2 separate regions of the Mus musculus genome follow, and region 1 is linked to region 2. A link is a contact called in ENCODE Hi-C or POLR2A ChIA-PET data. All regions are on one chromosome and are shown on one strand. Each heading gives the region's core, a stretch centred on a gene start or an enhancer-like site at or near the end of the contact. The rest is flanking DNA. Distances are from core to core; before and after follow the strand shown.

Region 1 (2,700 bases), core at 102-2,601, 58 kb before region 2:
TACACAGGCTTTAAATACCACACGTATGCTAACAAACCTGAACTTCAGATAAAGCGTGCAGTGAAGCCAAACCTATGTTCCAGGTTACATTTCAATGGCCCCCAAAAAAGTGGAAAAGTGAAACTGCTTGTGCAATGAGAGGACAGAGGTTGGGATAAGCTAGGCAGGGGGTGAGGGGGGGGGGGAACTGGTGGCATCTAAGACCCTTCCCAGTGCGGACAACCCTTGCCTTTCTACTCTGGGAATGCCAGAGCAAAGTGCACTCTGGTTTACCATGTCAGGAACGTGCCGGGGATATCCCGGGTCCCCCACCCACCCCGCTGGGAGAAAACTGACTCGCCGCGTCCGACCCCGGCCGGGAAGGAACGGACACGGCGGATCCCGCGGCGCCGCGTCATAGCCCTGTTAAGCCTCGGTCCGCGACAGCCCGCAAACGCGGGCGGCTGGCGTCGGTCAACGCCAGGGCGGCTGCCTAGAGGGCCCCCAGTGCCCCGCGTTTGTTTCCCCGCCCTCCCAGTGCGGCTCACCTTCGAGGCGCCGTTATCCCGAGGCTGAGGCTCCACGAGCCCGGGCGCGGTCGACCATCGCTGAATAGATCTCGGCGCGGGGCCCGGGACGTCCACGTCCACGTCCTCGTCCTCGCCGTCGCTGTGGCTAAACGTTCGGTTTTCGGAAGTGTGGATGCTCGGGGCGCAGCCCATACTGGCGGCGGCGGCACCGCGGACTCGCTGGCGGGCAGCCGCGATCCGGTCAGCAAACGGCCCGCCCGGCGCCTCGGGGCCGCCGCGGGCGCCGTGTCATCGCGGCCTGAGCGGGCGGGCGGGCAGGCGGGTGGGCGGCGGCGGCAAGCGCGGGTCTCGCGTCAGGAAGCGCGGCCGCCCCTTTTATTGCGCTGCGGGCGCGGCGGCCGTGGGGAGGGGGCGCTGGGGCGAGAGGCGCGCCGCGGACGCCCCTCCGAACATGCCCTTCCTGAGGCGGGAGCCGCCGCTGTCTCCCTCACATCGCCGCGCGCGCCGCAGCCGCCGCGCTTCCGGGGAAATGTCGGGGGTGGAGATTTGCGCTCTCGCCACCGGGAGCCGCGAGCCCGCGCCGCGTTTGCACCGCCGCCCTCGCCTCGTCTGACTCTCGAGGAAACGGGCGCTCGCTCGCCTGGCGGTGCCTCTCCTCGGCCCGGCGGACGGCTGGGTGAGCGCCCCTAGTCGGGCTACCGTAGGGGAGCCCAGCCCTCGGCGCCCGCACTCCGAGCTGGGGACCCGCTCGCTGACGGAGCGAGCGCCTCGACTCCGGTCGGGCCGCGCCGTCGAGAAGCGCCGAGGCGGCTGCGCGAGCCAGGAGTTGAGCATCCGAGACTCCCGCTCCGTGCTCCGGACCGCGTCTTGCGGGCAACTCGCCGCGCCCAGCCCCCAGCGGTGACCTCCAGCGGCTGCTGGCGTCAATGCAAAGCAGCTGGGGCGCCCGCCGCCCGCTCCCTGTACCGCCCGTCCAAGAGCATGCGCGGCCGCGACCGCAGGGGCACCTAGCCAGCCCGTCCGGAGAAAGGAAAGGACTTGCTGAAGGATACAGAGCCATTCTGCTTCAGGGGCTACCGAGTTCGTTCACTGTCAGGTCACTGTGTTTGAGATTTGGAGCTATCGTCCGTTAAGAGACCAGTTGGAAGGACCTCAGTCCGAAGCGTTCCGAAGTCCATGGGGAACTACACTCCAGGTCCCAGGCGTTATTACCAGGGATAGCCCTTGCTCCAAGACCTGGCACGTCACGCCTCTGGTTGCACTCAGACCTGTGGGACTGCAATATTTCGAAGTTGGTTAGGGAAAGCCGGTCCTCTTAACCAAAGGACGATTCCAGGTTCGACAGTCCCAAGGATCCGAACCAAATGAAGAGTTGTGCGTCCGTCCAGCAGGGATCAGAACTGCAGCCCCCCAAGTGCTACCAGATAGCTAGCTGTGTGACTCCAGATGAGTCTCTTAACCTCTCGGTAGCTGAAACTGGAGGGCGACGCCCCTGGGTGTGCATCTGATACCCAGAGCCAGCCACTTCGAGGGCCTTCCCGCCCTTCTTTGCTCTCTAGGTCCACCGGGACCCTGGCGGGACCGGGACGTAGCTTCCTTTCCTCAGTCCACACCTTTCCTACACGCACCCGGGTGCGACCCTGAGTGGCTGAGACTCCTGCCCGCGGACTGGCTACTGTTAAGACCCGGAGATGTGCTCCGGGCTGAAGTCCCTGCTGTGACAGACACAGGTGCTTGGTCCCTGTGGCAGCTGCAACGTCCTTGAGCATCGATCTTCGCCACCAAAGGAGGATACAGGGCGGCTTCCGGAGCGGATAAGGCTGGAGCAGCTTTAGAAACTGGTTCTCTTTTCTGGCCTTTGGCACGCGGCTCCTTTGTCAAGTTAAAGCACGCTGTCCTATAAAAATATGACTGGCTCCTCCAAGGTGTCTTGAAAAACAGGAAAAGTTTTTGTACTGACACCCGTTATTCCACCCAGTCTGTGGTGTTTTCAACTAGCAGTCTTAGAGGGTAGATTTTTTGTTTTGTTTTTTTTTGTTTTGTTTTGTTTTTTTTCAGCTGGTAGCTGGATCCCTAGAGAAATTGCCTTTAGCCAAGATGCACGTACAAGTCTAAGGCTCTTCTCTCCGCCCACCAAAAGTCTGGCCTTGACAACTCCACAGTGACCTTGCTAGTGAAGCTCCAGGAAGCC
Region 2 (2,700 bases), core at 11-2,510:
GGATCTTGCAAATCCTTGTTTCCCTTGAGGGGCAAATCAATAGGAAACATGAGTGACCAACTCCTGAATGTTACCATGACCAGCCTGGGTTCAAGACCTCTGCACTGAGAGACCAGCTTGTTTGGATTTGCAGAGAAAGTTGGTATCTATCCTAGAGCCTTTGGAACAACAGCATAATTGGAAATGTATGTGGAGGTCATAATGAAATGATTCAGTCAAGTGACACTTGGTGCTGTGTGACAAAAGAGAAGACCTAGGCTGGCACTGTCCAATACAAACTCAACAGAGACCATATCTGTAATTTCACTCCTGCTACATTCTTTAGATTCAGTCTTGTGTAGCCCAGGCTAACCTCAACGTTGCTATGCAGTTGATGGTGACCTCAAGTTTGTGGTCCTTCTTCTTTACCTCCCAGGTGATGGGCCTACATAGCATGTAACACCACCCAGAAAAGCACCAACACGGTTACTGTGGCCAGCAGTCACATGTTTAAAAGTGCAAAGAAAGCCAGGCTGGGGGTACCAGTCTGTAACACTGACTATTTGGGAGGCAGAAGCAGGAGGTCACCAGTTCAAGGGCGGTCTAAGTAACTTAGTTAGACATTAAGAAAAAAAGGGGGGACTTAGCTCAGTGGTACAGGGCTTGCCTAGCATTTGGGATTGAGGCCCTGGGTTTGCTCTTGAGCAGTGAAGAAAGAATACTGGACACCTCATCTTAAACTGCCCATGTTTCAAGTACTCAGGAGTTCATGGCTACTGTGTTGGACAGGTCCTGCTACTATCCAAATACCTGCAATAGAAAGGATGTGGCCAAGGGTCAGAGGCTGAGCCACAAAGAGAAATCTGTGGACTGAGGGGACCATTGAGATGGCTCAGTAGGTAAGAGCACTTGTCATAACAAGCCCTGGTTCAATCCCCAGAACCCACGGTGGAGGGAGAGAACTGACTCCCTCCTACCCACACAAGCGTGCCTCTGACACGTGTGCCCCTGTGCTCATACACAAGCAATATAGTAAAAACGCTTTGGAAATAAAGAGACCATGAACTGGGAGTGTGGCTCAATGGCTTGCCTAGCATATATGGGGTCCTGAGTTTAAAAGCCAGCTGTACAAAACAAAGGAAAAGAACCTGGGAGGCTCCTTGGGAAGGCAGTGACAGCTAAGGCCCGGCAGGGGGCAGAAGAGAGCCTCTCTGCAGCCAGGGACAGAAGAAGTAGAGCGGAAGGTCCCTCTGTTAGGTGCTTTCCCAGACCCTGCTATGGCTGCCGCCTGGGGCTTTCCCTCTGTAGATCAGACTGGCCTCAAACTCAGAGATCTGCCAACCTCTGCCTCCCAAGAGCTGGAATCAAAGGTGTGTGCCACCACCTCCTTTGGCTTTATTTTATTTCTTTTAGTGTGGTAAGATACCTCCTTGCCTTTTAAGTCCCAGTTAATGACTAGAGGTGTCTGCAAAGCTCATGTGTCTAGAAAGAACACGGGGTGATTTTTAAAACAGATCACAAGGCCCAGAGCAAAGTTAAGATGTTTAAAGACCTTAAGATATGCAGGTAGCGTGTATATATGTCACTATTAAACCGTTTTACCAACAAAGTTTGGGGTTTCAAATTTCCTATGTTTAGGGTTTTTTTCTTTGATTTTTGAGGCAAAATAGCCTTCAGTTCTACATATAGTTAATGACCAAGGACTTCTGATCTTCCTGCCTATGCCTCCCAAGTGCTAGGATTACAGCTCTTTTTATTTTATTTTTTAAAAGATTTTAAAATTTATTTTTATTATATGTAAGTACACTGTAGCTGTCTTCAGACACCCCAGAAGAGGGCATCAGATCTCATTACAGATGGTTGTAAGCCACCATGTGGTTGCTGGGATTTGAACTTTGGACCTTCAGAAGAGCAGTCAGGTGCTCTTACCCACTGAGCCATCTCACCAGCCCCTGAGCTCTTTTTAAAAAATGAAATTGGGGCTGGAGAGATGACTTAGTGGTAAAGAGCAGTGACTGCTCTTCCAGAGATCCTGAGTTCAATTCCTGGCAACTGCATGGTGGCTCACAACCATCTGTAATGGGATCTGATGCCCTCTTTTGGTGTGTCTGAAGACAGCTACAGTGTATGTAAGATACATAAAATAAATAAATAATTTCAAGAAAAAGTAATATAAATAATATAAATAAATAATTTCAAGAAAAAAAAGAAAAAGAAAAAATGTGTACACATACACACACACAAGTAAATTTTTTCTCTGCCTATGTGAATTTAGGGTCCAATTTGTAATACTGGATTGGCCCATGAGAGGATTATGATATACATCATTTAGGAGGGCAGATCCCCAGGGAAAGCCTATGGAAAACTGAGCATGAAATTTGGAGTCAGATCTGGGTTCAGATCCTGGCTTTAACCATTAATTTATTCTCTGAGCCTCAATTTGCTTATCTATAAAACGGGGATATTAAAGCACCCAGCATAGTGCCTGATACATAATATGAGCTTAGTAAATGGAATTCTGGGAATCTGACCCAGGGGCCATTTGAAAAGTGTAGCCAGCTCTCTTTAAGCTCTGACATTTCTTAGCCCTCCTTTTCTCTCTCCCTTCCCCCTCTCTTCAAGTGGCCATGGCCAGCCTCTCTCTCCTTCTACCTTCTCCCCCCCCCCCCCGCCTTTCTACAATAAAACTCTAAAACCATTAAAAAAAAAAAAAAAAAAAAA

Evidence for each region. A loop is a pair of places that touch in the nucleus more often than their neighbours do. ChIA-PET counts read pairs that join two places held with the same protein, here RNA polymerase II (POLR2A).
Region 1: POLR2A ChIA-PET joins it to region 2 with 14 read pairs in embryonic stem cell. The contact joins the promoter of Pde8a here to the enhancer-like site in region 2. A Hi-C loop is called at or near these places in 10 of 37 maps with a recorded cell type or tissue (T-helper 17 cell, T-helper 2 cell, gastrocnemius and 2 more). POLR2A ChIA-PET finds 5 or more read pairs at or near these places in 3 of 5 experiments (all embryonic stem cell).

The regions. Positions count from the first base shown.
Region 1 is chr7:81,211,916-81,214,615 of GRCm38, reverse strand. Pde8a (phosphodiesterase 8A) reads right to left here and starts at 1,351. Exons shown (of 22, transcript NM_008803.3): 1 at 528-1,351. The coding sequence starts at 701.
Region 2 is chr7:81,153,696-81,156,395 of GRCm38, reverse strand. The region is part of intron 11 of Slc28a1 (solute carrier family 28 (sodium-coupled nucleoside transporter), member 1); the gene reads right to left. Among named protein-coding and RNA genes, the nearest start is that of Slc28a1, 40 kb to the right of the region's middle. Within about 2 kb of position 1,260, at least 1 of the 3 ENCODE cell types and tissues checked has a DNase peak (open chromatin) inside an H3K27ac peak, as active enhancers do; it is heart, where a contact is called at or near this core.